Linked DNA regions of Mus musculus: regions 1, 3 and 4 are each linked to region 2. The links are chromatin loops, found by intact Hi-C in ENCODE. Cell type or tissue: left cerebral cortex. All regions are shown on one strand. Each heading gives the region's core, and the rest is flanking DNA. Links, peaks and the distances in the headings are about the cores only. Region 1 has its middle 22 kb from the start of A830019L24Rik. Region 2 has its middle 5.0 kb from the start of Gm33758. Region 3 overlaps Gm40161 (a long non-coding RNA gene). Region 4 overlaps Gm6260 (predicted gene 6260).

Region 1 (8,383 bases), core at 1,626-6,625, 330 kb after region 2:
CTGCACTCTTCGTTCTTGAAAATACTCTTTTTGAAAAGGTGGGGAAGACAGCCACGGGTTCATGCACATTCATGTGTATGCCGATTAAAGCTACATTTTCCTGTCACTTTTCTCATGTGTGTGCTATAGGTGGTGTATGCATGCTTGTGAATCTATGTGTAGGTGCACTCTCCTGCAGGCCTGTGAGTGAGAGGCAGGAGTCACTGTCCATTGTCTTCCACGGTTGCTCTCCCTTACACTTTTGAGGGCAGTGTCTCACTGAAGCTGCAGCACACCGATTGGCTAGACGATGTGTCCATTGATCCCCTGAAAAAAATCTACCCACCTCCAACTAACCCATGTTCCCTGCAACAGAAGAGAGGTGACCATTGGGAACCACCATACCCAACTTTTACTTAGATTCTGTGATCCAATTCAGGTCTTCATGCTTAAGAAGTGAGCACTTTACTCTTTGAACCATCTCCTAAACCCTGCCTACCTTTTCTATATGGAGCCGATAATGTCTACATCCAGCCTGTTTCATGTTCTGGACTACTCTAGTACTTGAGTTAATAAAGACAAAACAGAAATTACACTAGTGGCCCTATTCCCTCTGTTTTTGCATAAGGGAATGAGTCACCCATCCTGCAAGAAACTGATCCATTTCTGAGCTCTCATTTCTCATAACAGCCTGAGCCTCCGTGTGTGCTATCCCATCCAGCACTTAGTCTCCAATAGCAATGATACTGTACACTGATTCATAGTTGTCACTGGGACTACAGCCATTCTCTTCTCATACTTCTGCTACCTCACACCTTAGGGTTCAACTTCTGCATTCACCTCATGCGCTTAGGCCTTAGTTTGCCTTTCTGAATGGCACGCTAAGAGCACCCGATTCTGTTTCTGCTCTTGCAGTTTGACTGTTGTGATTCTCTCCTCCTCAGGACTCAGTTTTGTCCTGTACCCATCCACAGATGGGTATATGTAGTGTGACTATCTGCCCCAAGGGTGGCATTTCTAGTGCCTTTGTCAGGAAGATGTGAATCTATCATATTTGTTTTAGGAATTATTAAAAATGAGGTGTTCACTTAGTGTTATCAACCCTGCATAGTTTCCATTTGTCTGTGTTACTTCTCACTCACATGTCCTTATGGTGGCCTCAACAACTCCCACCAAAAACACGCAGAGACTTGACAGTTTCCTTTATGCCACAGAAGTTAGACCATCATCTGTGAGTTCCTTTGTGCTCCCACTCAACCCTTTCTGGACTAAGTCTTCAAGCACAGATTGTCCTTGCAACATAAACCCAAATGCTTCCTGTTCACCTACTAATCAACAGCATGGGTAGTTGAATTCACGTTCTGTTTGTCATTAGACATCTTTCTCAACGACATGAATAAAGCTTTAGAAACCATACCCATGAAATAGGTACATTTCTCAACACTGAAGGGAGTCACTAATGTGTTAGATAATGGAACCAGGATGATAAAGGACCTGACAGAGGAAAAGTGATAGCTTGTGACTAACAAGGTGATCAAATCACATTTAGAATATTGGGGTTTGTTCTGGACAATGAAAAATTAAACCACATCATGGTGGTGGGCTGACATGAGGCTTTCTGTGAGGAGTGGTGGAAATATCTGTTCCCATTTGATCCCACACAGGAAGCCAAACAAACTTACAGCTATTTCAAATGTTCTTATTTTGGTTGACAATTCCTTTTTTGTTGCTGTAATCCTTATACAGGGCCAAGAAATATAAACAATATTTTATATATTAAGATTTTAGTCAGAAATTTGTTTTTGTGATTACCATACTTGACCATGAGGCACTCATGAAGAGCTGCATCCAGACTTTTATACCTTAATCTTCATATATTACTCTGGGTAAGTATGCTCCACATATCTTAGCCTCTCACCTAGCCTCTCAATCTAAATTCCAAATGGGTTTGCATAGAGGTGTTCAGATAATGAATCTTCTCTGAACACCTCTATGTGCTCATATTCTGTGCCAATCTTACTTCCTAGTCAACTGGGGCAGAAACAGCAAGTGCCTATTTCCCTCTATTCTCCATTCAACTACTTCCTATAGGGTCTGAAGCCAGCAGGCTAAATTTTACAAACATTCTTTTACATTATGGTTACAGTGACTCTATCCTTTGTTCACTATCATATCCTTTTCATAGAGTCGAGTAGGAAGAGTAAGGAGAGAGCACCCTGGGTCTGTGTGTTCATGGTTATCTGACTGCAGAAGTGCTATAATTGCGATTCCACTCTCAAACCTTCCCAGTGAGTTATCTGTGTCTCAGAAAACTCCCACTGACAGCATCCTTTCTTTGCGTTCATTTGTTTTCTTACTCTTTGTGTGGCAATTTAGATGTCATCTAAACCAAGGAGCTCTGCTTTCCCGGAACTCTACTGTGGCATATCCTACCAGTCCATCCACGGTATTTAACATCACCACTTGATTTTCACACTCCCTCATCTATTGCCAATTTTACTTAAAGAAATGACAGCTTCATATGAAGGTACCTGGTGGTTTTTTTTTCTCTTGATTCCTAGTACAGAGTACTGAAAACATTGGTTGAATATTGACTCAACAATATTGGCCAGATGATTGGTTCATTAGTTTCGTGTCCTTCACACATCCCTTCAAGTGTGGTCTTCCCACGGCTGGCACAATGCCAACCTTTATTGTCTTCTTTGGCCATTTATAATACTTTCACCATCCGTAGTCTCTCCCAACTTTAATCAAATGCAGAAAGAGCCTTGCTACTTCTCAAAACCTCCCAACAGTTCTTCTATGATAACAGAATAAGTCCTAGAATTGAAACTTCACTATTCACACCACAGTCTTCTATATGCCATCCATCTATTGTTATCACCATTGGATGTAATACAGGTCCATATCATTGAGTCTCTTTAGTACTACTGTGCTCCAGAGACTCCTTCCTCCCTTGCCAAAGATTTTATTAATGGCCCTTGAGAATCTACCTCTCCTGTGCAGTTTTTCTCAATTCTGTCTTCAGAAGACATTTGAATATCATGCCTCCACTGTCTATTGCCCATGGATTCATTATTATGTATAACATTGTATTGCAGCTAACTATGCTCTTTTCTTATTTGCCCAATTAAGTTTTAGACTAAAGTAGTAGTTGTAATAGTTTCTAAAAAAAAATGAGTAAATTCTGAATAAAGTTGAGCTTGATGACGCCTGGCACCTTATCATACTTGACATTTCATACACCCTTCATGATTTTGTTATCTTTAAAATGAAAACTAGTTTGAGTAGCCAATGGCAAATTCTCTTAATTTGATTCTGTACCCATTCATTAAAAGCTATTAAGGTTAAAGAAAACATCTTTTCTGCCTAAGGGGAGAGAGGACCACATAAAGATATTCTGGAGTCTTTAGATGTTGACTCCTATCCAGCAATTATGTTCAGTTACTTAAATTAAAATCCTCCCTTACATTTCTGATTTAGAAACTTAAATTAACAAATCTATTTGGTACATGGTGAGCTGGTAATGTATTTTAAGAGTTCTATAAATGTTTATGGCCCAGCATTTGACTTCTAGGAAATAATATACCAGGAAGCTAAAGATCTAAAGTCACTCATATCATTCATATACCATTACATCATATAGTATTTTAGCTTATTATATTATACAAAATGGAAGCAAAAGACCAGTACAAGAAAGTGAAGAATCGTCAAAGGGGTTAAAGTGACTCTATACAACTAGACCGTAAAATTGGTCATAACAATGTGAACAAAATTATTATTTGATTCCAAGCATATGCACAAGTACAGATACACATGCATGTACTCATAGCTGTGCATATGTGTACTGAGAGAACATTAGCATTATAATCTCCTAGTGATGAAGCCGTATTCAGTTCTGACTTTTCTTCCCTTCATTCCCCACATTTTATAACATAACAAACATACTTATTTTTACTCATCCAATTTTTAAGTATATTTTCAATTTCTTGTATCTATATCTCTGAAGCTATCTAGAATCCCTCATAAAATGAAGCATAGTAAGGATGTGGGATAATTAAATGCTACCTATTTTTTTTAACAAATGTATCCTTCATACCAAGTATCTTCCATAGAGGATGTTATAAAACATATTTTGAAAAATTAACAAGTTTGAACTAAATTGGAAGGTATAAATGGTATAAAGAAGGAGGATAAATCTGAGATACAAAAGACATTCAAAACTTTCTGATGAAGTTGATACATGAATGTGACGACTGGTTAACATAATGTGTGAAGGAGAGCAGGAGATGTGTGAGAGAGCTGCCCTAATATATCATATGTACATATTCATATCTCGGTAGAAAATGCAAACGCTATCCCATCTGTTTTTGCCATCTTTGCATCCTCTTGCATCCCTCAAACAGCTGGCGGCACAGCAAAGCTCATCTCTGGCAGTATCTTCCTTGAACCAGGAGGATGCATTATTGTCTTGTGGGTGGACCAGAGATGGCTAATGGGGACAATCCAAGATGTCAGCCCCTACCACAGCTTAAAGAACACATTTCCTGGCAGAGTGAGTCATCTCGGGCTGTTAATTCCATCTTTAATTTGGTGTTCTCGCCAGGCATATTTTTTTCTAGTTTTGGTTATAAAATTTTAAAGTGTCAGGATACTTGCAACAAAAATCCCTCCTTCAAATGAGGTGAGAGTAGGCAAGAGATTTGTGCAGATTTGTCTTAATATAGTTATAACATCTTGTACATGATAGGAGCAGCATTGAAGAAAAAGTCGTAGCATTGTTAAAGATGATGAGACAGATTTTATTCAAGGTATGTGATGAAACTGCTGTGATTAGAGCAGGGAGCACTGTGTGGAATTTTGTAGAGGAAAGAGATTAGGCTCAGGTCCAAATATAGTCTGGGCAGATATAGAGCAAGGTAGAGATCAAATATATTTTTTTTAAAACTCCCAAAGGAAGAGATCAATGATTAGGAAGGATTTCTTTCTTATATATTTATTTATATGTTTACTCATTTAATTGTGCATATGAGTGTGCTTGGATGAATTTATGTGCACGTGGGTGTCCACAAAATCCAGAGAATATTGAATGCCCTGAACTTACAAGCAGTTGTGAGCTGAATGATATAGGTACTGAGGGCCAAACTCTGGTCTTCTGCATGTCTCAAAAGCACTCTTAACCACTGAGCTATCTCTCCAGCATTCTTGGAGAGGATTTTCACTAAATCAACCTAACAAGATCTTGCTGAAAACAAGCTTCCTGAAAGGTACCACCTGAGAGAGGGTGGAAGATGAAGAAACTCACTTAGCCACAGAGGGAGGTATGGGTTATAAATAAAATGACTTTGAAAGATCTTAGTAAGAAATGCAAAAGATAAAGATGAATACAAGGGCCTAAAGGTTAAGACTCATTGAAAGGGGACCCAGAGAAGCCAGAATAGCTTAGAGTCGATGAGACAATGTCAGTATTTAGGTGTTACTTGGTTGTCATTACCCTGAATGACTCCATATGAGGTTTTCAGGTTATTTCATTTCCTTCATAAACACTGTTCTTCCTGAGTAGATTCTAATGAATATCATCTTATGGATTCCAGCACATTTTTAGGCAGTGAATTCTCTTGTTTTGGCAACAGAAAATGGGAAACATTATAATGAGTATGCTAAAATTTGAAAGTCATTCTAGCAACCCCAAGATCTAGGTCTGTGTTTACCTCTGCTTTTGATCAATCATGAAATTGTCACTAAGCCACTTCATGATCAGACTTACTATCCACAAAAGACAAACCACAGTGGAAACCTGGAAGTCCATGCTATTCTTCTAGAAGATGACTTTGCATGCCCCCATAAACACACACCCACATCTTAAACCATGGCAAATTTGGCCATATGTGAAGATATTTTCAGTTGTTATGACTAAAGGGTAGAATTACTGATCTATAGATTAGCAGCCAGAGATAGTCACAAGTATCCTAATATTCCCAGGACAGAATCTCACAATGACAGTTACCTACCCCAACACCTCAATTACACAAAGCAAAACAACCTACATAAACCCTGTTTTAATTGTACTATATTATAGGAGAGAAATTTCCAGTAATCAACTTATCAGAACCTAATATTTTCCCCTAATATTGAAGACTGAAGTATAAACTTTATCATCGAATGAATGGTGGTAGTCCTCAGAATGTATCTGGAAAAGTCTGGAATATGCGACTACTGACTTACAGTGGAAAAGTCGTCTTTGACACAGTAAGCACCAGCTTCGCTTTCTTTTCTTTTCTCTTTTTTTAAAATTCTGTATTTGTATGTTCATGTGTGGAAAGGAACTTGTGTATGTGCATATGTGCACGGGTGCATATGTGTGCACGTGAGTGTGAGTACATGTATCCAAGTGCCTGTGGGGGCCAGAGAAACAATGTTCAATGGTTTTCCTCAGGACCCATCTCCCTCTTCACTCTTTCTTTCACAGCTCCTGGCTTATACTATGTTCCTCTCTAACTCATCGTCTTCTGCTCTCATCTCTCTACTCCCACAGTCCCTTTCGGCTTTCCTGGATTCTGTAGTGACTTTAGGTTATTTTCTCAAATTAAAAATTCCAGATCTAGGATCTACAAATCAGAGAGGGTGTTTGGTAAATAATATTTTCCAGTCTATTCAGCTTCTAAGTTTCATTCTTTCTTATTGTTTTTTGTTTGTTTGTTTGTTTGTTTTGTTTGTTTTTTTACAGCTGAGTAGTGTTCCATTGTGTGTTTGCACCACATTTTCAGTATCCATCCATCAATTGAAGGACATTTAGGTTGTTTCCATATCCCAGCTATTGTGAACAGGTTGGCAATGAACATGACTGAACAACTATCTGTAGAATAAGTGTTGAGGTTTTTTTTTTAAATTAGGTATTTTCTTCATTTACATTTCCAATACTACCCCAAAAGTCCCCCAAACCCTTCCCCCACAGTTCCCTACGCCCCCCACTCCCACTTCTTGGCCCTGGCGTTCCCTGTACTGAGGCACATAAAGTTTTCAAGACCAATGGGCCTCACTTTCCACTGATGGCCGACTAGGCCATCTTCTGATACATATGCAGCTAGAGACACAAGCTCTAGGGGGTACTGGTTAGTTCATATTGTTGTTCCACCTATAGGGTTGCAGATCCCTTTAGCTCCTTGGTTACTTTCTCTAGCTCCTCCATTGGGGGCCTGGTGATCCATCCAATAGCTGACTGTGAGCATCCACTTCTGTGTTTGCTAGGCCCTGGCATAAGTATATGTCAGGGAGTGGCATAACTGGGTTATAGCTTTTAAGAAACCTCCATACTAGTACACAGAGCTCCCGTTTGTCATCACACCAACAGTTCCCTTTTCCCATAGTCCTCCAACATTTGTTGTAGGCTATTTTGTTGATCTTAGTCATCTCAAATCAGGTTTAGATTGCCTTTCTCTAATTGCTAAAAATATTTCACATCTTTCAAGATATTCCTTAGCCAATTTTCTCTCTTCTTTTGCAAACTCTTTGTTCAGATCCAAGCCCCATTTTGTTTTAAAGATTTATTTATTTTATGTATATGACTACACAGTTGCTCTCTTCAGACACAGCAGAATAGGGCATCAGATCCCATTACAGATGGTTGTGAGCCACCATGTATTTGCTGGGAATTGAACTCAGGACCTCTAGAAGAACAGTCAGTGCTCTTAACCACTGAGCCATCTCTCTAGACCTTCCATACTTCATTTTTAATAGGTATTTGCTTCCTTGACTTTCTGAGGTTTTAGTTCACAGTATATTCTAGATACTAAGCCTCTATCAAATGCATAGACCTCTCCCACTCTGTGGGCTTTTCCTTCACTCAAGTTGTTTCTTTTGCCGCACAAGCCTTCTAGTTCTACAAAGTCCCATTTGTCATTTGTTGGCCCCAACTCCTGAGCAAACAGGGTCTTCTTATTCAGAAAGTCTTTTCCTGCACTTGTAATTTATATGTGCTGCCTAAGTTTACTCGTAACTGTTTCAGTGTGTGAAGTTTCACACTGAGGGCTTTGATCCATTTGGAGTTGGTTTATGTGCAGGATGATAGACGTGGTTCTAATTTCATTCTTCTACACACAGACATCTAATTTTCCAAGTGCCATTTGTTGAAGATGCTATCCTTTCTCCAGTGTGCTCTTTTTGGCATCTTTGCCAAATATCAGATGGTTGCAATTATGTGCATTCATGTTTAAGTCTTTTATTTTGCTTCCCTGATCGACAACTCTGTTTTGGGGAGAGGACCATGATGTTTTTATTATTATAGTTCTATAATATAGCTCAAAATCTGCTGTACTAGTCCCTCCAACATTGTCCTTTTTGCAAAGAACTGCTCTGCTCTCCAGGGTCTTTTGTGCTTCTATGTGAATTTTAGTAGTTTTTTCCT
Region 2 (8,383 bases), core at 1,564-6,563:
AGAGAGACTAGCTATGTGGACGCTTTAGTGACCCAGAGAAGGCTGGATCGTGAGAAAGGTGTGGTGTGTGGCAGCAATAAAAGCTAGAGATGTCCCTTGGGTCCTGATGATGGCATGCCGCCAACCACCTAGCCAGCCAAGTGCTGTAACATGCAATTATCAGTTAAATTTTTGATTGTTCATTTCCTCTTGTTATTTTATTCTATTTATTCTATTTATCTTTCCTTTATATGAGAAAATATCATTAACAGCTGTTGGCAGTGGCCTCTTTTTTTTTTTGTCTTTTTTTTTTCTTTTTTGTAAAATTGGGAACCAATAATAGCACATGCAGATGAAATAAACTCACAAAAAAAAGTTTAAAAACACTAATATTATTTTTTTTCAAAGGGAAGAAAAAACCCTATGCCATATGCAGAAACTTTCCAATTAGGTTAATGTACCTTAAACTGTATTAGTAATTAAGTGCTTTGGGTATTAAAATGCCTAATCTAGCTTCAGGCTATTTTTGATAAATCCTTTGACATTTTGCCAACTGAGTGGGAGAGACAGAGCTGAGGAGCCCTCGCCGAGGGATTAGGGAGTTTTGACTCTCGTACCCGGCGTGGGCAGCTTACTGTATGACCTTGGTAGTCTTGCCTTCGGCTCTAAAACTTGAGTTATCCTACCTGTTAAATGGTAGAAACGACAAGACAACCATCATGATTATGTAACTGTTTCACCTTAAAGGATTGTTTTTGAGGGATTTTTTTGGAGGGGGAGAGTGGGGATGGATTTAATGCTGTGTATGTCACAGAAGGAACAACCTGCCTCCTGACCCAACTCACACCCGCTCATCCCCACCCCTGACTTTCTTGAGTTTTCCAGTCTTTCCTCATGGCTAGATATCTGTTTTTAGGCTACATCAAGTTTACATAGGGCTGGTAGGAAGCAGGAGGAGTTGGGTCCAGCTGCATTTCCCCCATTTGTAAGAAGGAACACATATTCTCAGAGGCAAGGGATTGATTGTAGTGGATGGTGTTGGCCCTCCATGCACAGAACAAGGAAAGCATCCTAGAGTTCTTCCGCCTACACAGTAGGACAGAGCACCAGGCAGAGGCTGAGTGGGTTAGAGTGGATGGGATGCCAAACAAGATTGGGGAAATGAACTGCTTTTGAGAACTGGATTTTCAAGGACAATCTAGAACTAGGACTGGGTTATCTTTCACTTGGGAATTTGCTTGTTCAATAGAAACGTTTTGTTTGGTTTTGGTGTTGAGAATTTAACGTACAGCCTAATGGATGCTAGACAAATGCTCTACCACTGAGCTGTATTCCCTAATGCATGCTAGCCAAATGCTCTACCTAAGTTGTATTCCCAGTCATGCTCTTTTGGTTTCTTTGAGACCCAGTTTTCCATTTCTTCAGTTTATATTTTTGAAAATCTGACCACCCCTACAGATATAAGGAAATTTCATTCTCAATCTAGCTGTAGGATTTGACTCTGAACAGAAATTCATGCTTAACAAGACAAGAAAGAAAGTTGTACTTGAGAAAAGTAGAAGGCATGCCAAACACTGATGAAGCCTGGATGTCTCTGACACTTTTGACTTATTTACTATCAGATGGTATAAAGAGAGAATAAGTCCAGGAAACCAGAATCAAACTATATACGGTGCGCTGTCCTTGGAAGGGTACCAGCCCAGCATATTGGGTCTCAAGACTCAGAACTGGTCAATTGTGCAAGCACTACCAGTTTTCTTGTTGGGTGATCTATCCAATGTTCTCATGAAGAACTCTAGAAAGATGTTACCTCTTCCTATAACAAGATAACAGGGATGGTTATTATGATATCTCCAACAAATTCAGTCAGATCTCAGCTTCCCATTGCAAATGACTAATGAACAAGTTCATTCCTTATTCTATGTACCTCTTTAAGCTCATCATGATAGTAGGGGGGAAATGTCTAGTGGTATTTTTAAAAACCAGAAAACATGTAGAATTGTATTCTTAGAAAACCAGAATAGCTTTAGGTCTGACCCATCTCTTTCTTTTGACAAATTTTTACCAGGCTTGCTAAGGGAGACTCTCCAACTGTCTTTCCCTGTGCTTATTCTGTTATGCAAGCTTCTATAGTCACTAAGAACCAAAAAGAAAGAGAAAATCCTTTTTAAAATGTCATCTTCCTTAGGAAGACTGTCACTTCCTCTTTTCTCCAATGACTTGTTTTTTCTGGAGAGATGCTGTGTTTGTTTACAAATATCTCAGTCTGGTCCAGGTTCTTAGCTAGAACTACACAAGGGAATGCATGGGCTGCAGACAGAGCTGGGTGAGGAGAAGCAGACTCCTGAACTGGTCTAAGTGAACTAACAACTCAATTTCAGGGACACAGGAGAATTACCAGACAGGCTCTTGACTACAGAGCAGAGCCTTGACTGTGTATTTTGCATGCATTTGTGCCACTACCAATCTGTCTGTTTGGAATGCAATAGTCCAGCTCTTTTGCTGGAACAAATGTATCCAGGAGAAAAAGCAAGTGCACCCCCAATTAGGACACATTCATGAATAACATAGCAAAAGAAATTAAGGTTAATGAGTACCAATCTATTTTCATATTATATTGCTCCAGTGACTCAAAGCCATGTAGCTCTTAGTTTGAAAGCCCATCAGAGAAACCATGATATCACATGAAGTTTCCATATTATTTTTGTCCAGAGAATTATCAGTAATAGCAACACATTAAAGCCCTTGGGCATCATTGTGAACAAAGTTTTCTAAAGAGAAAAGTATTGGTTCAATCACCCTTTGACTCCTCCCAGAGGAGACATTTAGGTCATCTCAGAACAAGAATTCTAAAGACACCCATACTGTGAGTGGAAAGGTATGCTAAATAATCCCTGGGGTTCCACCTTTTCTACATCAGTACCAAGGAGGGAGGGAGGGTGGATGAAGGTACAACTGAGAGTAGAGAGGGAAAACATCGTTGGCTATGGGATGAGTTATACTTAGACACCTTAAGGAGGTTAGAATAACATGGCTTGATTTCTTTGGAGAGCTTTCCCTCTAAGGGGCTCAACCATAGCAGTTTCAAAAATCTTCTCAGGTTTGAGAAAGCAGCCACTCTGACTTTGTGTTTCAGGGCAGAGTGAGTTCAATCAATTCTTTCCTTTCCAGCAGTTTTAAACTTTCTTTCAGACTCTTAGGCCATGGTAACAGTATCATGGCTCTAACCTCGTCCTTACTCAACCAATGTTCTGCAACACATTTACAATCTAAGTCTTAGGAACGGTCCTTGATCTGATACATACCCACTTGACTGAGGACTGATACAAAAAAACTTATCCTTGCCCTTGTTCAGAGTCAAAGCCAGGAACTCAGTTTATATTTGATACATTCTGTTATAGTGGCTCAGTCCTTTTGAACAAGGAGTATCATCCAGGAAGACCTAATTTACTATAAGCAGTAGCGCTGTGACTTGAACTTGGCTCTATGGACTATTACATCCTTTGTCATTCCTGTCAGATTATCTACAGACCCAACAAGAACCTGAGGATTTCTGGTCCAGATTCGGGTTGGGGCAGTAAACATTAGCCATGACTTGAAGAGCTGTTAGGAAAAACACTTTCAGAAGAGAACTTGAAAAAGTTCTCTAGGGGCCAGGTCACGCAGGGTGTTTTCCATGGTAACTGTAGCTCCCCCTGCTGCCCAGCTAATGGTGACAGAGGGCAGCTCCAAGAACCAGTAACTCTAGTAGCCAGTTAGCTCCAGAAGACAGAGCACCTAAACCCATCAGTCTGACACAAAGGCAATGAGCAGTTTGTGCAGACCTGCAGTGCCTGTTTGATAGAGCATGTATTTTTACAATGGCACCACCAAATTATTGGTTAAAAATCAAACAGACCAGCAGCAACAGGATTTGTTTTCACACAATAGTGGTACCCAGAGAGGTCTGTGTTCTTTCCATTCATTGCCTATTTCAGGAGACATTGCCCTCAGTGTCGTCTAACATTGTTCCTAGCAGCTTAACCCAGGGGAAAGCTGCATAATCCATGTTTTATGTTTAAGCTCTGAATGTGGGGGTTTATCTATGAAAAATATAGAGACCTATGGCATTGCCTGGCAGTGTCAGAGAAGCCACCGATAGTCATGTTTCTTTGAGTCCCACCAATATCATTTTTGTTAAAAAGCTTCTATTCTCTATCATGGGTATATATTGGAACTACCAGAAGAATTTTTAAAACTACTGATTCTTGTGGCCAATTTTTGGGGATTTAATTATCATGGGCTATGGCTTGAGAGTTATCTCCTACAGCCAAGCTTAAGGTCACGGTTCAAGGTCTCTTCACCATCCATTGAAATCCAGTGTCTCCAGGGAAGGAAAAGAACTGCACAGAGGGAATAGCTTGCTGCAGTGTCAGAGCAGTTGTGGACCATAGGGAATATCTCACTGTCTGTGTGTTGTCCTGAGAGCACCCGAGCCAGCCAGAACGTCTGAGACTCTTGGGTTCTACCCAGACCTACCAGCTCATAGTCTATTGGAACAAGATCTCCCCGTGATCTGAACAGATTCTGTTTGGGAATCTCTCTCCTCTCTCTCCCCCTTCCTCCTGTCCTTCCTCCATTTCCTCCTTCTTCTTGCTATGGGTTCTTGGAGTCATTATACTGTAAATAGTTCCTTGGATATATCTTTCGAGGTTGGGGGTAAAGGTCCCAGGCCTTTATTTCAATAGTCCTTCCAGATCGAAATCTTCCTAAACTTCAGCATATTTTGTTTGTTCGTTTGTTTTCAGTTGTTAGCTTTAGTTTGAGTTTCTAATGTCTGTCTCAACTCACAAGCACACTTTTCACAAGTGCTGACAGACTACAGTGGGCCTCTTATACAGTCTCTAAAAGTATTCCTTATAGGGCTGGTGCAAAAGCCCTGTCAGGACAGGGTCTGGTCTGCTGTTGAGACAGGATCAAACTCTGACAGCATCTTTGGTCCATCACAGCCTTGGGAGCAAATTTAGAGGACGATTGTTAGTTACTAAGGACTCAGAATGAAATGAAAACCAATCCTCCACCAGAAGCCAGTCATTAAGGTTAGCAGTGCCCCTTAAGAAGAAGGGGACACTGGCACTGTGACCAGGTTCCCCCGAAAAGCAATGCAAATGGGGTCAGCTAAAATGTGGGAGACAGGATCGGCTTTGCAAGAAAAGGAAGCAACACAGTGAGTGCTTTAGGGAAAGGAATGGATCTCTATGGGAACTGCACTTCTTCCTGTCTCCCTCACGCATCCCACTTCAAAACATATAGTGAAGCATGAGTTTTAAAAGATTCATATTGAGACAGAAACATTACAGAATCTCCGTTGCTCTCTTCACTTTTTTTTTCAGTCTTGTTTTCTTTCTAGAGGCACGGAGTCCTCTTTATGATGCTTTTATGTCTATAAATTGTTTAGGAGAAGCCACTGAAAGCTAATCTCTAAACGTGCAAGGCCCCTGGATTGGTGGGGAGGGGCAGGGCGAGGGAGAGACACAAATTGCAAAGAGCAGAATAATCAGCTACAGAGGGACTTTGATCTTCTGGAGACCTAAGCTAATAGATGTTAAGTGCAGTTCAGTGGACGTAATAGCCCATGAAGAAAACAAAATCTGCAGAATGATAAAATGCTGCAGTCTACTGATCAAGGAAGACATCGGAAAATTACCATGAAAGCATCCTTAGCCTGGCAGATTCAAGGTGAAAAAAGGGCTCCGTCTGCCAACCGGCAGCCAGACATTCCAGGCAGACTTAGCCGGCTCCCTTCCTCCAGCCAGATTATCACTCCATGTAACCTGAATGCTTTCTCACTGCAGAGGCAAGCACTGGCACCATCAGAGAAGCCTGGGCTTCGTCATGTCTTCTCCTGACGCCATAGTGACTCATCATGTCCTCTGTGGAGGCATTTCAGAAGACATCGTTTCTAGGAGTAGATCAAATTTTCTCCAGTACTGATTTTTTTTTTGACAGCAACAAAACATATTAAAGACAAATAAGATATCTTTCAAGACATAGAAATCTCACCAAGCAAACTATTCACTAGGAATTTATGAACACTTAAATACAATTGAAAAATAAGAGGTAACTCCTTAATTCTAGTTCATTTAAGTGTCTGTTTATTGAATAAGTATATTTTGCATCTTGGGCTGAATTAAATTTACAGAAGTAATGAATTCTTTAGTATTAAAAGAAAAAAATGTAAAGATTGAAACCACTAGATAATTTTATTATCAGGAGAATTAAACAAACAAACAGATAAACACAACCCCCAAATGTGAGTTTTAAAAGTCAAGAAACTAGAAAGAAAGTAGCATCCGGTTTCAAAGCTCAGCCTCCTTAGACTTCATGTAACAGCTAATTAAACATATGGCATATATTATCTGAACCACAAATTAATTTGTTTGGCTAGAGTAGGTACAAACAAATGAAAACAAAGGGAATCTGCACAGTTTTAACTTGAGCAAGATGTGGAGCGCCCTGCTGGCCACTGGCATTTGGTTCCTGTCTGAGCCACTCACACTGGAACAGCTAGCACTGTGCCTACGGGAGTCCCCTTTCCAAGTGGAAAAGTGAAAGTGGCAAACTTCACATGGGAGCACAGATGAGGGTAGTTGACAGCCTAAATGACAGGCAAGGAAAAGGAACAGAAATGAGAAAAAAAATGGAGAAGGGATGAGAGGGAAGAGGATAGAGGGGGAGGGGAAGGTAGACTGGGAAGCGAAGGCAAGCAAGGAACCAAGTCATTGATCCCAAGGCACTGAGACCCTCTGGACAACACAGCACTGGGCAGTCTACATCTATCCTTACTGTAATGTTGACTCTTCATAGCCATGTTGATAGAAAGACTAGCCCTTTAAAAGAAGTACTTTACTCACAAGGGAAACTGAGAGACTACTTGATATTAAAAAGAGTCACTGGGAAAATCCATATTTGGAGCCTTCAATCGATTGTTGGAGATTTTATGTAACATATGTGCTTATTCTTCAAACAAATGGAGTCCTTGTCTGAAAATGCTGTGGGTAGAGGCCTGGTGCCCAGAGTAAAATAACCAAGTGAGTGGTTAAGATGAGGCCCTGCTCTGGGTTAGCAGTCCATCACTCAGTGTGTCCTGCTGCCTGTGTATCAGATGCAACCCTTCTTATCTGTTAAGTGCATAGAACAATTTAGACCAAGCATGCTGAGTGGATTAACTAATGATCGTGAACCACTTTGGAAATAGAAAATTCCCCCTGTGCATGCAGAATTAATAATGATTAGATAACACCGTCCTAAATTCTACTTTTGATTCAAATAAACCTTTTCTTGATGGCGAAAGTTATGCTATTAAACAAAAGACTTTATTTCAACTAGAGGCTTTCACGGTATTTTCATTTGAGTTGAATTTCTGTTCTTCAGATCCATATTTCTGCCAATTTCTATCTCTTGTGCTTTCTCTGGCACAACCAAAAGAACAAAGTTAATAACAGAGAAAGGACAAGCTTTAAGAGTGCTGCATTTATCGTCAGCTGTAATTCTGCTATTAAGTGGTCTTGGCATTTGCGAAATTCCTCTCAATCTTATTTTTTTTTTCCTCAGAGGGGGAGAAAAGCCACTGAAAACATGGAGTTTAATCCAAAAATAACCCTTCTCCACATTCTATGTTCTAAGACTTTTCACTTGGCACTCAGTGTGAACTTTTGTCTCCATGGGACAATCTGCAAGATAAACACCCTGTCTTTGTATCTCCTTAACCATTTTAGAAGGAACACATATGCATGCCCTTGGGCACACACATACACACACACACATAAGCACATGCACACACACATGAATGCTGGTGTGTGTGTGTGTGTGTGTGTGTGTGTGTGTGTGTGCACATGCATGTGGGTCCTCATGTACCTGTGACACACAGAGGATCTGTAGAGGATTTTTTTTCACTTGATTTCTGCCTGTGGAGCAGATTGAAGATTTTACTCCACTGTGATCTTCAGATCTTCCACCCAGTTATTCGCCTGCCAAGCACAGTGACCAGTGCGGCTGCTCCTGATGGTGGGGAGCATATGGTACCGCTGTGAATAGTTTTGCTCTCACTGCTGTGAAATCCCACGCCTTCCTACAGAATGTGTTTGGAGGAGCAAATGGTGTCTCTCTTTGCTGTAGCTCCCCTTCCCTGCCTGCGGATCCTAGTCGATTCAACTTCAGAAGGAAGGGAACCCTGCAAACTCCTAGGCACTGGTTAATGCTGGTTTGGGCGTTAATGATACAAGTTAACTATTTCTTCTTCTCTCCACTGATTCATGCTGAACTTCCAAGATCAATAATCCTGAACCAACCAGCCCTCACTTATGTTTGTTTTATTCTCTGTCCTCTGTCTCTTCCTCTCTCTAAAGAGGAAAATCTCCAAGCA
Region 3 (8,383 bases), core at 1,307-6,306, 420 kb before region 2:
GAATCTGCTTCCCAAGATTCATGTATTGGAAATTAAGTTCTCAAGATGAGACAGTTGGTAGGATGGATCCTTTAGAGGCGATTATGTCATGGGAGGATGGATTCATGGGTCATAATGGGAGCGAAGTTGTTATCACGAGAATGGGTTTGCTAGGAAGTCAGTTGGACTCACTCTGCTTCTCTCTTGCTGTGACATGCCACCAGCCATGTTAGAACTTGCTGTGACATGCCACCAGCCATGTTAGGACTTGCTGTGACATGCCACCAGCCATGTTAGGACTTGGCAAGCAGGTCCTTGCCAGATTCACCTCTAAATTGTCCTTTCCCACCACCGAATGATAAGAAGCAAGTCAAGGTGGCTAAGCAGAGGACAAAAAGAGAGGGAAAACGCTGCCTTTCCCACCAATCAGAAGGGACCTCTGCGTTCCCACAGTTGGAGCTGGAATGTTGTTCTTCTCCCTAAAACCTGAATGGATCAAGGATCAAGTCACATTATACAGACTTGGACTACTTTTGGGAATATATATGTATATACATATGCATATATGTATGTGAGAATAACTGAAAAAGAGGTCATGAATTTGAAAGAGAGAAAGGAGGGCCATGTGGGGGGAGGAAAGGGAGGGAGAAATGACGTAATTATACTATGATTTCGAAAGTAAAAGAAAAGAAGCATTCTGACGACACAGGTATCCTATGAGCAAGCAGCTTGCTGCATTTATTCAATGTGTATTATAGGAATAACTTGCTTATCCAGTTAGTCAAACCATCGCATCATACCAAATACTGCATCCCTCTTACTTATTCCATAGCTTTGAACTACTCAGTTTTACTTTCAGTAGTATTGAGGATACCCAACTTCCAGATAAGAAGAAAAGTATCCTGGTAAAAGCCACAAACATAAATCAAAATGTAGTATTTGTGATATTTTTAACAGATTCTTATTAGCCACTGCTGTTAATTTGCCTTGTGATTTAAAACAAATATTCATTTTCAGTTCTAAGAAAACAAAACAAAACAAACAAAATGACTAAATGGAAATATTAGCTCCTCTGGGGTTTCACCCTTCCTGGGTTTTGAACTAAAATTATACCATCCCTTCCCCACTTCCCCTCCCTCTCCCTTTCTCCTTTTTGTTCTTCCTCTGACTCCTCCCCCTCTGTCCTTCTACCTCCTTGGCTCCCTCCTTTTCCCTCTGCCCCATCTCCTTTTGCCCCCTCTCTCTTCTCTTACTTTCCCTCCCTCCTCCTCCCACCCCCTCCCTCTGCCCCAACAGGAACAAGTACACAATGACAGCATTCTTTCAGTAAGATAATGAGAGAGAGAGAGAGAGAGAGAGAGAGAGAGAGAGAGAGAGAGAGAGAGAGAGAGAGAGAGAGAGAGAGGAGAGAGAGAGAGAGAAAGTGTCAAATGCAAGTCAGACGTGGCCAAGATGAGCACCTTATGGCCATTTTGGGGAGGTACTAGTGGTCTTGCTGGGCACACTGAAGAGACAAAACACAAATGTAAAACTCACTAGGTGCTCTGGTAGAGGCAAGCATGTTGTTTCTCAGCATAGCTGTGCCTAATGGTGTGGGAAGCTCTGTGGGTGAGAGTGCCTGCAGGATCTCTAGAGAGGAGGTGACACGGAGCCTGAATAAGGCCATAGAGAGAGGCCTGAAAAAGGGCAGTGTTGGGAAGGTGAGGCGGGGGTGGGTGGGTATCTGAGCCATGCTGGTGGGTGATGGGCCTGTGGATGACACATGCAGGCTCTGAGTTTTGCCTTGAGCTTGGCCTGCCTGCTCTCCTAGAGACAACAGCAGCAGTCATTCATCCCGACAAATGAAACTGTACAGTTTATTTTTAAATGGAACCAGCAAATGGTTTTCCATTCACGGGTACTTACGATAGGCCAGGCAGGGTTCTAAGATTTCGGCTCTGCAGATGTTCACCAAGCATGCAAAATTTCCTGCCTCCTGCCATTTTATTCGTCTATAATGTCACAGCTCTGGCCTATCCATGACAGACCAGGATCTCCTCTCGAGTTCCTCAGGGTCATGGCTCCTGCTCTTGTGAGACCCTGGATCCTAAATAAACAAGACAATTTCCCCTCTGAAAAAATATGACTTTCCTCTCCCTCTCCCTCTCCCTCTCCCTCTCCCTCTCCCTCCCCCTCCCCCTCCCCCTCCCCCTCCCCCTCTCCCCTTCCCTCCCCTCCCCCTCCCCCTCCCCCTCCCCCTCTCCCCTTCCCTCCCCTCCCCCTCCCCCTCCCCCTCCCCCTCTCCCCTTCCCTCCCCTCCCCTCCCCTCCCCTCCCCTCCCCTCCTCTCCTCTCCTCTCCTCTCCTCCTCCTTCTCTCTCTCTCTCTCTCTCTCTCTCTCTCTCTCTCTCTCTCTCTTTCTCTGAGTTCTTCCTTCCTAATTTTGTTTAACATATCTCTTATTCTATACCCAATCATTATATCATACTTAAAAGACTCCAAACTATATTTGATATTTTATCTCACTTATACTCTGGGGAATCCTTTAAGTTAGATACAATATGACTAATTATTTTCAAGTTTGAGTCGATGAATGGCTAATGTGAATGGTATATTTTTTAGGCAGAATTCTGTACTTATGTTCCTATCTCATATCATACTACATGACCTGTCTTTTCTCTTCTCTCCCCACCAACAGGAGAAGTGAGGAGGGGTCTGGGTGAGCCGGTGGCAGTGAGCTGGGTCCTAGCATTAGCAATCACGGTCACCGGTAGGTGCAAAGGGACATTCAGCATCTGGGCACAGGATCCTGTTTCATGCTGTAATTGGCTGTGTGCTGCTTGCCCAATCTATGTGTAATGCAGTGTGGGGGAGAAGTGTTATATGATATTAAAATTTTCTACAGAACATTTTCCCCTCCACCTACAGAGAACCTTTAGTATGCACAGATTTTTTTCTGTGAAGCAGATCTCACAGAGTGGTGGCTGAGCATTGGCTAGGGAAGGCAGCTGGAGAGGAAGGAGCAGGGCTCCTCTGAGTGCTCACTCTTCCTTTCCCAACAAGTGGGCATGAGGGCCAACCTCCTAATATGATCATAAGGACAGATGCAAGGACTCACAATAGTCTGAAATGCAGAAAACTGCCAACCAAGACAGGCTCTGGACCAGGAACACAGCTTTAGAGGTTTGCTAGGAGCTGGTTAAACTCATTGGTTGGGTTGGGCTGGTACTGTTTTTTCTACATTTTGGATAAAAATCCAAAAAGAGACTTCGAGTAATCTATAGGGATTATGCAAAAGTTAAATTAGAGTGGAGACCTGAACCATACCTGTCATTTAATCTGTAGCCCCGCTTTCTCCTGTACTTGTAATAAATGTATGTTAGTTTACTTGTTTCCCAGCCCAGCATAGATTTTACTTGGAGTTGTTATGGTCCTTGTCAGTTTCCTGTGGCTTGTAAAATCTTAGGGCAACATATCTCAACTTTGTCATCCATCTGGAATGTCTCGCCAAATCTAAGACAAGAACTGGGAAGATAGCTCAGTTGGTAAACTGTAGGATGCAGGTTCTTGCGTGCAAAGCTGGGCATCCTGGTATCCTTGTAATCGCAATGCTAGGGAAGCTGACACAGAGACATCCATCCTCAGGATTCATTGGCCACCAGCCAAGCCTACAAATGGTTCCAATCAGAGACTCTTGTGTCTCAAAACACAGGGTGAATGGTTCTTGAGGAATGACATCTGAGATTGACCTCCTAGTGCGAGTGTGTGTGTGTGTGTGTGTGTGTGTGTGTGTGTGTGTGTGTATGTGTGTGTGTGTGAATTTCTAAGTAATAGACTATAGAAATCCCTTTGCCTCTAGCCTGGGATAGTGGATTAAGATATAACACCAGGTCTGTTCAGTGCTTAAGTATATCATGTCTTGCCAAATGTTCAAACTGCTAGTAGATGTTCTTAGCAAGGCCCGCACTTATTTGGCATACATGGAAAACATACTTCCGATTGGTGCGGTTCTATAAAGATGTCTATGACTCCTGCCTAGTAGCTCATGGCCCACAGTGTTTTCTGGCCTGAGGAGAAACTGAAGTGCAGAGCCCCAAGTCTGGTTTCCTGACCACGGGATCTGGGAAATAATAATTTTGTGCTGTTTAACCTCTCCGAGTTCGTGATAATTTACTATAAAACAATAAAACCACCATACAACTCAAAATAAAGGTTTTCTAGAACGGTGGCTAATAAGCTTTGAAAAATCTTGGTGCTATTATAGCGTTTATCTTTCTTTATTCTAGGTGAAAAGAAGAACCATCGAGAAGAGAAGAGAAAGAACTGGCCTTAGATCTGCTTGTAGCCAAACTTTTGTTCACACCTACCCCATGGTTTGTGTATGTGTCCCTCCGCGCATGCACATAGATGTGCTTGCACACATGCATGCTTGTGTATGAAACATAAGTAAAATTCGTTTTAGAATTTAATATTTATTTAGAATAATATTTATAATATCCATATTAGAATTTAATGTTAATTTTAGAAACTTCTCATATCATGAAGCTAAACCTTTTTAAAAATCAATTATTTTAATTACTACATTTCAAATGTTGCCTCTCCCAGTCCTCCTTCTCAGAGTTCTTCACCATCCCCTGCCCTTTGTCTCTGAGATGGTGCTCCCCATAGGCATCCCCCTTCCCAGGAGGCATCAAGTCTCTACAGGATTAGGTGCCTCTTCTCCCACTGAGGCCAGACAAGGCAGTCCTCTGCTACATATGTGTTGGGGGCCAACCTTTTTGTGGGAAGCCACATATGCCATTACAAGGTGGTGCTGGCTACTGCTGGCCACCATGCATAAGGTTGGGTAAACAACCAATGTGTACATATGCAGTAAAGTTTTTTGCCAAGACACTGCCTGGCCCGGGCATGTTAATGAGGTTCTGTGAGGTACTGAGAGTATAACCAATCAAATGAGAGACATGCAAATGAGGTAGTAAATGCATAGCCAATCCAGGTGTGAGACACGCCTCTCCTAGCCCTATATAAGCAGCACCAGTTCTGGGCTCGGGGTCTTTTTGCCTCTGCAATCAAGCTCTCCCAATAAACATGTGCAGAAGGATCCTGTTGTAGCGTCTGTTTTGCTGGCGAGTCAGGCGCTCACACCTTTTAAAGGATATAACTATTGATTTTTAGTGTATCAACCAGTCTAAGTACCTAATATAACTATCCAATTCTGGGATACTTTCATTATGCCTCCCAAGTCCTGCAGCCATTAGCAATCCTTCTCCATCCTGCATTCTCCTTCACTTCTCCAGCCACACACCTACATCCTATCTCTGTGCATCAGCATACTCAGAAAATGCATGCAAGTTCAATCATGAAATATGTGGCTTTTGTGTCTAGCTTCTTTGACATTTTCAAAATTAGGCTGTTATGTAATAAAATGTAGTATAACCATACAATGGATAGTATACAACCATAAAAAGAGCAGAAGGACTTTGTTTTATGGATTTTGAATCTTCCAAATTAATATTTATTTTACCACAATTTAGTTTATGTTACTATTATCTTGATTTTAATGATGTACACAAACTTTAGTATTCTATAACTCTATCCTTGTCCCCTCATCATGTTGCTGTTTCATAAATAATATGACTATACATTATTTGCTCATTAGTAGAAATTGGACATTATTACTTGAAGAAATAGTCTTAAATATTATAGGGGAAAATGTAAAGCAGATAAATCTGCACTTTAAAGTTTTCCTGTATTATGATCTTTACTCACTTATTTACAAACATTCATTTGCTATCTAATGTTCTTTCAATTCAACTAGGATTGCCTTTCATGACTCTTGTAGGACAAGCTAGCTATTCACAAACTTAGCTCCTACTCATCTGGAATGTATTGAAAGATAGTTTTGCTGGATATAGAATTCTCATCTTTCTATCAGCTCTTTCAGTATGTCATTCTACTGTCTTCCGGCTCCTATGTTTTCTGAGAAAAAAAAATCACCTCTTAGTCTTCACAATGTTTCTGAGTATATGTTGGGTCTCTTATTCCTTCCTTGTTATTCAATATTGACCAAAATAAGAGTTAGGGTCTTCACATGTCTGACCCGGGCATGTGGAGAATCCCATGGCTTACAGAGTTTAAGATTCCTAGGAAAGTCCCAGAAAATTTCAAATCATGACAAAACATCCCATTGACCAATTTTATCCTTAAGATTTTTAAAAAATATTTTGTTCCTTTTATTTTATTTTATTTATTTTTATTTTTATTTTTATTTTTTTGTCACAGTTGCTTCCAGCATGTCACTTATCCTCTATTGTTTGGATATGGTCCCAAGGTAGAAGATAGAAGTGAATTTGAGTCAAGTCATATAGAGGCATATTCATCTAGTTGCTTACAGGGGGGCTAGAAGACTATTTAAATAATAGTTGTTTTCTGGCAAATCTCCAATAGTTGCTAGTTGCTGGTTTTCAGTTTAACTGTGGGGCTGTTGGGTTTGAAGGCTACAGAAGGCACCAACAATACGATAAAGTGTTTCCTTTTAGGTAAAAATCCAGATGTTTTGCTTACACAAGCACACCTACCTGTTGTACTCTTTTGTTGCCTTTTCAGGTTTCTGAACACTTTGATTTTTACAATTTCTTCTAGGGTTCCTTTTCGTTTTATGAGAAGTTAGATTGACATCACCCTCTTCTATATACATTTTCTACCTCGTTCAACAGATGTTTCTATCGTTTTCCTTTTTTGGTGGGGAGGGCAGTGTGCAGCGTTAGTGTGTTAGCTAAGTGAGTGTTTTTGTGAACTTGACACAATCTAAGATATACGGTAAAAGGAGATCTTAGTTGAGAAAATGCCTCCAGCAGATTGACCTTAGATAAGCTTCAGGAACACATTCTTGATGAATGCTTGATGTCTGAGGGTTGAGACCACAGTGCATAGCACTACCTCTGGGCAGGTGGTTCTGAGTTGTTTAAGGAAGTGGACTGAGCAAGCAATGGGGAACAAACTGTAAGAAGCATTTCTTCATGACCTCTGCTTCCGTTCTTGCCTCAAGGTTCCTTCCTTGATTTCCTGTCCTGATTTCCCTCCATCATGGACTATAAACTCTAAGATGGAATAAACCCTATCTTCCCCAAGTTGCTTTTGATCGTGGTGTATCTTATAAAACAGAAGCAGAGTAGTACCAGTAGGAATGGAGTAGCCTTGCTTTACACTGATGGTAGGCACTGCAGGGGAAATATCTGCATGGGAAATGCACGACAAACGAAGATGTCATAACAAGATTCAAGTTGATAGCGTGTTCTTGCTTGTAGTTCTTTTGTTAAGACACAGGCCTGTGGAGTGCTCTGATAAGCATAGCTCCTCAGTGTTACTACCTTTTCTTTCCCAGGCAGGGTAGGGTTATTGTAGTGAATATATGCATATATGCATATATATATATTCCTAGCCTGAGTCTATATTTTCTACTTTTCCCCCTTGTATCTAGGGGATCATGTTACTTTTACCTGAGCATATAGATCCTGAGTAAGAAATGTTGAAGATACTGGAACTATAGGTACAGGGGGATCTAGGATTCTATATCAATAAACCCTTTGGGCTTTTACAACTTGTTTTTGTTTTATTTTGTGTTTTCTCTTTGGGAGAAATCAACTTTACTGATTGGTTATTGTATAGTTCCGGTTGTTTTGCTATGTATCAAATAGGATGTCCCTAATTCAAATGGTTGACCAATTAAAAGGTTCACTTGATCAATACATTTTATACACACACACACACACACACACACATACATATATATACACACATATATTTACACACACACACACACACACACATATATATATAGTATATGTAGAATATATATTCCTATATTCATGTATATATACATTGCTAACACTGCTGGGCTTTGAGGATCTCAATGTGAGAGCCCCTCCACTGTATAGTCAGCCAATCTGAGCTAATCTACCTGGGCCATCACAATTAGCTAGTAAAACTCTTTGGTCAGAAGGAAGAACTCATATTTGTCAGGTTGGGGTTGGTGACATGCCCCCTGAGGAGAAGACCATCCTAAGAACAAAAAGCTAACCTTTAACTGTCCAACGAACATGCTTGCTACACCTAGAAAGAACGGGTTTCTTTTATGTGGGCCCAGCAGGGCTTCTCTAGGCCAAGGTCAGCCTCTTAAAAGAGACAATGTCAGGTTGGAAAAATCAGGATAGCAGACTGATGTCAAATTTAAAAATTTAACATCTGGAGAGTCATTCTGGGAGTTAGGGATGGTAGAGAAAATGGCACGGGGTGGGAGCAGGGGACACTGGTAGTGATTTGGGACACATGTGAGGCTCCCCAGGGACCCCTTGAATCAGAGAGCTATGGACTAGGGATTCTGGAGGTTTTGCCAGGCAGGGTTACAGAAGGGACAGATCTTTTGT
Region 4 (8,383 bases), core at 1,115-6,114, 110 kb before region 2:
AGGAGAACTTGGTTATTGCAAAAGTTCAGCGAAACTGGTCAAATTTGAGGGGATTTTAAAATGAGAAAAAATAAATTACTCCATGGAATTATTTCTTTCTGACTGACCCATTTTGATTCATTGAAAATGAAATCGTCGAATGAGTAGTGAGGACCATGCATTTACAACTGCCACAACTTTCGATGCATTTGAGAGACTCATTCATATTTATTGTCCTATTATTTTCCTTAAGAAAAGAAGGATGCCATTTCATAGCTCCAAAAATGACACATAATTCTTCAGGTATCTTCCTTCTCAATAACAAACCTATTAAAATGACTTGGTAATTGTGTCTTTCTCTTATTTCTCTATCCACTTCCCCACCCTTGTGAAAAAGGGAAGAATTTTATACATTAAACTTCTTCGTGATTGAAATATGCTTTAGGTAAATAAACATGAAATCCTATGAGGAGAATGTGAAACTCAGAGGAGAATGACAAACTAGGAGCCATCCAAAGAGCCTTCTGCCTCCACATGTCCGTGGAAGGAGAAAAGGGAAGTGCTGGATCATACAGTTTTCTCTACCAGATTCCATGGAAAACTTCTTTGAGGCTCTGATTCCTTTTCTTCTTCCTTTTTAAAGATTTATTTATTTATTTTATGTATCTGAGTACACGGTAGAGCAGTCTTCAGACACACAAGAAGAAAGCATCAGATCCCATTACAGATGGTTGAGAGCCACCATGCGGTTCCTGGGAACTGAACCCAGGACCCCTGGAAGAGCAGTCAGTGCTCTGAACCGCTGATCCGTCTCACCAGCCCTGTAGCTGTTTTCTTACTTGTAAATACTCATATTTGCCACAGTCTTCAGAGAGGAAAGATCTCACTCATGGCTGCTTAAAACTTAGCAATTGCTGTTCTACAAAACACTGAAATATTCACAGAATCTCTGTCATGATCACAGAGTTCCATGGATAGGCCCCATGTCTGTGGATACACCCTCAAGATGGAGATGACTCAGAGCCCACATAGAAGAACTGTGTTGCTTCTTTTAAAGACATGGTTTTTAAATTGGCAGATGCAAATTACTCATAGTGGATTTCATTATTAAATTTCCATACATGTATATTTTGATCATATTTGCCCTACACACACCCTAATTCCTTTTCTTATCCCCTTCCACTCTTAAAAATTGAGTGAGGTAACACATTCACAAAGGAACTCACACAATATGTACTCACTGATAAGTGGATATTAGCCCCAAACCTAGGATTCCCAAGATATAAGATACAATTTGCTAAACACATGAAACTCAAGAAGAATGAAGACTGAAGTGTGGACACTATGCCCCTCCTTAGAATTGGGAACAAAACACCCATGGAAGGAGTTACAGAGACAAAGTTTGGAGCTGAGATGAAAGGATGGACCGTGTAGAGACTGCCATATCCAGGGATCCACCCCATAATCAGCATCCAAACGCTGACACCATTGCATACACTAGCAAGATTTTATCGAAAGAACTCAGATGTAGCTGTCTCTTGTGAGACTATGCCGGGGCCTAGCAAACACAGAAGTGGATGCTCACAGTCAGGTAATGGATGGATCACAGGGCTCCCAATGGAGGAGCTAGAGAAAGAACCCAAGGAGCTAAAGGGATCTGCAACCCTATAGGTGGAACAACATTATGAACTAACCAGTACCCCGGAGCTCTTGACTCTAGCTGCATATGTATCAAAAGATGGCCTAGTCGGCCATCACTGGAAAGAGAGGCCCATTGGATACGCAAACTTTATATGCCCCAGTACAGGGGAACGCCAGGGCCAAAAAGGGGGAGTGGGTGGGTAGGGGAGTGGGGGTGGGTGGGTATGGGGGACTTTTGGTATAGCATTGGAAATGTAAATGAGCTAAATACCTAATAAAAAATGGAAAAAAAAATTCCCTTCTCAACTGGTCCCTCTTCTACTCTCATGTCTTTGTTTGGGAATGATGCGATGAATTTGATTAATGCTGCTTCCAGACAGGACTATGGGTTTGAGAGGCTGCTTCCAAGAGTGTGAGGAACTTAACAATGGCTACACCATTGAAGAACCCTTTCCCCATTGTAAGGTTCTGTAGAGCCTTACAAGACCCGTTAACCTTTATGATAAGTTGTTGACAAGCCCAGGCTTGTGCAGACTTCTGCAGGCAACCAAGCAGCCAGGCCCATATGTTAGCATTCTACACTACTCTGTGCCCCTCTCTGCCTCTTACAGTCTTCCCATCCATTACTGTAAGATAGCTACTGAGTCTTGAGAGACGTGTTTCTGGTGTTCCATCCATAACTGGGCACTCAACGCTCATTTATTCTCATTTAGACCAGCCCTTGCACCTATAATTACCTGCTATTAGAGAAGCTTTTTGAGCAGGCTGATGGCAACACCAATCCACAGGAGTACGCACAGTCTTTGAGAAGGCAATTCAGTGAGCATATCATGTTTGCTTAGGACAATAACAGCAGCACTTTCCCCACTGAGGACTATGGCTTCCCTAGCCACAGGTTTTTAACCAGGTTTACAGAGCCAGGTATGAATTCCCTGCTGTGAAGAAGGCCTCAGATCCAGCCAATTAGAAAGCAGTTGGTTACCCCTATATACAGAAGACTTGACTTGATTGTACAGTAGGCACATCTTGTCTGTCTGATCAGTAGCGCTGCACACAGCATCCACAGGTAAGGAAGGCTAAGTCACAGTTCTACTGGTGTAGTCTGTACAGCTTCTTCTGGCACTATGACGTCAATCTAGTATGGAGAAAGCTCCCAACACGTTCCAGCTGGATTATACCCATATGTGACTACAGCATATGTATTAGACTAATAAAAGTAGAAATAATAAGATTTTCCAAAGAGAGGAAACTAAAGTTTTAAAATGTTTTTTGTTTGATTCTCTTTTGTGCTTCAATATGAAGGTGCTAATAATATAAGCTCCTGAATTTGCATCCCTTCAGGTCAATGTTGAACTTGAACTAAGGCCACTTAATTTGGTATTAATTCATGTTTTGTTTAATAACATAGTATTCTGTTAATGATATATATTTAAAAGAAATGCAAAATATCAGTCAAAGCATCACCATGAAATTTGTGTGTGTGTACTTAGAAGGGAAGGGGGAGAGAGTATCCCTAAATACTATTATCAGTTTCTCAGTTGCAGAGTAATTTGTGATATTGTATTATTTTCTTTATAAATGTTTCTGAATTTTATGAAAAGCCTATCACAAAACTCTCCACTTATTTTAAATCAGAAAAGGAAAAATGAAGAAATAAATCAGAAAAAAATATTAAAAGTAAAGAAAAAAGTTGGTTCTCAAACATCATACCCATTATATCTTTTAAAGTTTAAATTTAAAATTGATGTATTTTCATTAAATATTGTTATTAAAGTACAAATGAATTCCAGGAAATTTCAAAAAATGGTGTTAGATACTACCCCTGAATCATGAGTAATATAAATAACACCTCAGATTTTTATAGAGATCTACATTTTTCTAAGTAGTTATATATGCACACATCATCTGCTTCCTCTGCCTGCTCAACCTGTTTTTATCATAGAATTAAAGAATCTGACTTGGAAAGATCCCTAAGAAGCAAACGATTGAAATCCCTCTTGTGTAACAGAGTTTATTATAACTTACTGAAATATGCCCTTCAACTATGTTTCCAAATCTCCCAGCACCAGGAGACATTTTTATTTTCTGGATAGTTTTGGTTGTTATAAAGTTCTACTTGCACAGAATGAAAATAGACCCAAATCACTCAAGGTCTACCTTCATATTTCATTGGGTATAACGATGATGTGTATCCCCAATCCTGAGGTCCCATTTATGAGAGAAAGAGATTTCATTTATGGGAGGACAGCTCCCATCAAGGGAATGGACAGGGGCAGTGTTGAGGTTTGAGAAATGTGGTCACACAGACCACCTACATCAACAAACCTGAGAACCTTCCACATACCAGCTTTCTAGGTCTTTCCAGAACAGGCAAAACTGAAGGTAAAGTCAAGGACTATCTGGTTTTCATGAGTTTACTTATTCTTGGGAGTCTGGGTATGTAGAAGGCAGTAAGTGTAGTTTTGTATGTGCTGTGCACATACCTGTGCAAGGTGACATTGGCCAAACATACAGGTGTGGAGGTCAAAGGGAAAGAATGTATCATTCTTAGACTGTAACCCACTTTGGTTTGGGGACAATATGATCTCTGGAGTTTAGTCCTCTACAGGTCAATATCAGTTTTAACCTATGATCTCTTCTATCCCAACATTAGTCCTCTTGTTAAATACCATTCATCCAACAGCCTTTACTTCCTATGACAGGACACTGCAGAGTGTTATGGCTGTGAAAGTGACTACCATGGTGTCTGAGGGGAACAAGGATGAACAAGCTGTGTTCTTAGCAGAGAAGCATTTGGTTTAGTTGGCTGAGAATGGTTCACCTTCTCTGAATTATGATTTGGCTCTTTGTCTTTTATGACCTTGCTTTGAGAAACAATGCCATTTAGAGGTATAGTGGTATGAATAAGAAAGGTTCTCTACTTCTGTATTTGAAAATGTGGTCCCCCACCTGCTGGCACTGTTTGGGAAGGTTATGGAACCTTTAGGGGGTGGAGCCTTGTTGGAGGAGGTATGACACTGGGGGCAGCTTTGGGAGGGTATGGTCTCACTTCATTCCATTCTCTGTCCTTCATGTTTGTGGTCACCATACTGAGCTGTCTGGTGATGCCTGCTCCTCCTTTCCCTGTAATTGTGGACTCTTCCTGTGAACTGTAAGCCCAGATAAATTCTTCCAAAGCATACTTTTGTTCATGGTGGTTTACCACAGCAGCAAAAAGTAACCATTATAAAGGTTTGCGAATTATAATGGATGCTAAGGTTTGGTTTTTCATTTACTATTTGTTTGTTTTTATTATTAGAGGGTACCCACTGACGTTACCACTTCTCCATCCTTCTTTCTTTGGGGAATGAATCACACTTAGGATGTTCCCCATGTTTGGACTGAGTAACTTTCAGACACCTTACGCATGTTGCTTTACTTTTATTTGATGAATATACACTGGTGTTTTGTCATTCTGATATAGAATTTATATGACAAGAACTTCATCATTCCCTAGTGAACAATGTGAGAGGAATACTAATACTATGTAACCTCTACTTGTGTTTAGATCCAAATACTTTAATAACTCCAAAAGGAAAGCCCATATCCATCTCTAAACAGTTACTTGTTCCACTAAGCACTACTCTCTGCTTGGTGAAAATTTTTGATTTCTCCTTTTGTGTTTTTTTTTTCATGCATCTTCACTCTTGTGTGGCCCATTAAGAATTCCTTGTGTGTGTTCATTTGTATGCTGCATGATATGTGCTTGTGTGTATATAATGTGTGTGGAAGTAGCAAGCTTGTGTCATGGTATGAGTATGGAAGTCACAGGACAACTTTGATGTCTGTCTTGCCTTCTATCTTGTTTGAGACAGAGTCTCGTGTTTGCCACTGCAGATAGTAGGCTAGCTGACCTGTGCATTTCCAAGATTCACCTTCTTCATCTTCTATCTTGTGCTGGCATTACAGATTATTATAACCACATCCAGCTTTCCAACAGACTTGAAGTCAGTTCTCATGTTTATTCAGGAAGCACTTTACTAACTGAGCTGTCTCTCCAGACCCAGTTCTGCCTTCTTAAATGACTGGTTTGACTATCTATCATGGTAAATATTCTACATTATAGGTAACAGATATCATACTTTTTATTGCAGTACCAAATACAACTTATATTTTGTCAAGAGTAGCAAAATATTTTATAATGCAGCATAAATTGTTTTAATTATAAATGTAATATGGATGTGCTGCAGCCATTTAAGTGTCATATAAAAGGGAAAGGTGAGAGATTTACCTGTGTGACTACATGTAATAACTTGACACATAACTTTTCAGATATTGCTTGATTAACTTGCGTGCATATTACTGCTAACAAATTCTATTGTATTAATCATTTCATTATGTAAGAAATCAGTTTTACCACTTGATTATTAATGTTGTGTCATTCATTAATTCAATACATATTGAGTGCTATCAAAAGCCAAAAATTTTCTAAGAAAGGAGGATTTTGAGGTAAATAAATATCTATGTCAGCACTTTACAGATTGTGATTTGAAATAAATATATATCATCCTGTCAATCAGGTTTGCCATTTTTTAATGCTATTTAATCCTTTTCCTATCTATGGTCAGCAGGAATTCTTTTACCACATAATAACAACTTCACTGATGATGAGAAGTATTCATTTATTGATTTTATCACTAAAGGCCGTTTTTTAAAGAATCTGTTAAGATGCAGTCACCTATGTGCTCAAAATGAGGAGAGTGCATCAATCCTTCTTTAAAAGACTTCATAATAAAATTATCAAAATAATTAGTCTCCCTGGCAGGAGTGACAGCCATTCAAATGGACAGCTGATCAATAAATACACACAGAAGCTATTTAGAAAAATAAAAGCACACTAGTTTATATATGTTTACACTCTGGTAAGCGCTATAGGAATATCTCATCCTAAACACACTTAAAGCATTTGGTTCCGTGTGTGTGTGTGTGTGTGTGTGTGTGTGTGTGTGTGTGTGTGTGTGCGCTGTTTTATTTCACTTTCAAGAAATGTGCAGCAAATATTTGTGTTTTTCATTTACATATCTGGCTATGTAGAAACCCCAGGGAATGAATCATTCTGGATAGTTGAAAATTTTAATCATTTTTGATGGAAATCTTTCTAAAATGGATTTCACACTTCTCTGCCTTCTTAAACAGAATGGATGGAATGTAATTAATCTTTTTTTGATGACTTGGTTTTATCATTATGAACATTAATGACTATGCTGTGCTATCCAGAAATGATGCCGGTGACACCAATTGTGGTGTGCAGAATTGTCTGTGGTCCTTTCGCTCTGTCTGAATGCATGTGCCTTGCTTGTGTTCTTCCTGACTGGTTTAATAACCAACACCACTCTTGCCACTGACAGTGATGCAGCTCCACACAGGTGTGGAGGGATAGGCTTCGGAGGAGGAAAAGGCTGTGTTCAAATCCACGCTGTTGGCTGGGAGGCCTATTAACTCTCCAGCCCTCTCCATTTGTAAGATGAGCATAGTAATCCACCTAGCAGAGCTGTAATGAGCATTAAGTGATGGTTCACACTCATGGTGAAAAATAAACCAACTGTTACTTCCCATCTTCTACAATGTGCTTGCAATTATGGAAACATTGCTTCCTGACGGCACTCCCGTGTTCAGCTGCTAGAAAACGGGCAGTGGAGCCGATATCATTGTGTTCAAAATCAATCAATTCAGTATTTAGCAGATGAGACTCTACATGTTCTGTTTGGTTCCATATAGATATTGTGATGGTGCCGGTGTGGAGCCTACACTCACTGGTTCCTTCTTGTCTCCTCACTGAGAGAGTCTGTCTCCAGAAAGTAGAGATGAGAGGACAGGATGTTGAGGAGACATGTGCCTCAGGTTTTTGAAGCAGGCAAAATGTGGAAAACACATCATAACATTTAAACATTCTGTTATAAACTTGATTTTTTATTGGTTATTTTATTTATTTACATTTCAAATGTTTTCCCCCTTCCCAGTTTCCCCTTGGCAAATCCCCTCCTCCTCCCCCTCCCCTCTGCTTCTATGAGGGTGGTCCCCCACACAGTCACCCACTCCCACTTGGCCTCACTGCCCTAGCATGCCCATACACTGGGGCATGGAGCTTCCATAGGACCAAGGGCTTCCCTTCCCATTGAACTGGGGATAGCCACTATGAAATTGATTTTTAAAGATCACAAAAAACACGAGTGTGATGAATTACATCCAGATTCCCAACATAGGCAGAAGGACTGGAAGTTCAGGGCCTGCCCGAGGTACATAGCAAGACCCTGTCTCAAAAGACAAAAGGAAGGGCTGAGGGACAGAGGGGCAGATTCCAAAATCCCATCATTCATCCAACCTAGCCAAAGTGGTGCACCCTCAGGTCAGTGGGAGTCCCTGAATCAAATCAAAAAGTTAGGGATGCGGCAGAAGACACCCAATGGCCTGCTCTGGCCTGCTGATGCTTAGGAGGACAAACCTTTACATCCATGTATGCGCACCAGTCATACACAGGAAAAAATCAAGCTAACACCAAAACAAGAAAGAATAGAAAAATGAACATTATTAAAAAAGTAAAGATCTTATAATTACAAGTACTTAACTCCTACTAGTCATGTTTAGAGTTTCCAGTTGAAAAAATAGCAAACAAACACAGAAACCCTTTTTAAATGCCTCTTCCCCTTTGTTAGAGTAACTAAAAGAGAAAGCACACAAAGCAGAAAATAGATAATGCATTATTTTTGTACATCCTCTAGAGAAA

The links. Hi-C counts contacts between places; a loop is a spot of excess contacts. Peaks named below come from ENCODE experiments on the same cell type or tissue, not always from the same donor. Only the 100,000 strongest peaks of a DNase experiment are listed, where the experiment ranks them.
Region 1: it touches region 2 in a loop (2.8-fold over the local background); 3 of 42 quality-filtered maps call a loop at or near these places.
Region 3: it touches region 2 in a loop (3-fold over the local background); 2 of 42 quality-filtered maps call a loop at or near these places.
Region 4: it touches region 2 in a loop (2.1-fold over the local background); 4 of 42 quality-filtered maps call a loop at or near these places.

The regions. Positions count from the first base shown.
Region 1 is chr3:143,260,381-143,268,763 of GRCm38, reverse strand. No RefSeq gene overlaps it. Among named protein-coding and RNA genes, the nearest start is that of A830019L24Rik, 22 kb to the right of the region's middle. In left cerebral cortex, for the core only: no CTCF peak of the experiment used is centred there; DNase peaks (open chromatin) are centred at 2,259 and 4,447; H3K27ac peaks cover 3,675 bases.
Region 2 is chr3:143,594,580-143,602,962 of GRCm38, reverse strand. No RefSeq gene overlaps it. Among named protein-coding and RNA genes, the nearest start is that of Gm33758, 5.0 kb to the left of the region's middle. In left cerebral cortex, for the core only: a CTCF peak has its summit at 3,682 (motif pointing left); DNase peaks (open chromatin) are centred at 2,368, 3,668, 5,206, 5,766 and 1 more place; H3K27ac peaks cover 3,950 bases.
Region 3 is chr3:144,014,007-144,022,389 of GRCm38, reverse strand. It overlaps Gm40161 (a long non-coding RNA gene), which reads left to right. Exons shown (of 3, transcript XR_867687.1): 2 at 2,656-2,727; 3 at 4,244-4,346. Among named protein-coding and RNA genes, the nearest start is that of Gm40161, 36 kb to the left of the region's middle. In left cerebral cortex, for the core only: no CTCF peak of the experiment used is centred there; DNase peaks (open chromatin) are centred at 1,791, 2,861 and 3,574; H3K27ac peaks cover 1,677 bases.
Region 4 is chr3:143,702,087-143,710,469 of GRCm38, reverse strand. The region is part of intron 1 of Gm6260 (predicted gene 6260); the gene reads left to right. Among named protein-coding and RNA genes, the nearest start is that of Gm6260, 5.9 kb to the left of the region's middle. In left cerebral cortex, for the core only: no CTCF peak of the experiment used is centred there; a DNase peak (open chromatin) is centred at 3,609; H3K27ac peaks cover 984 bases.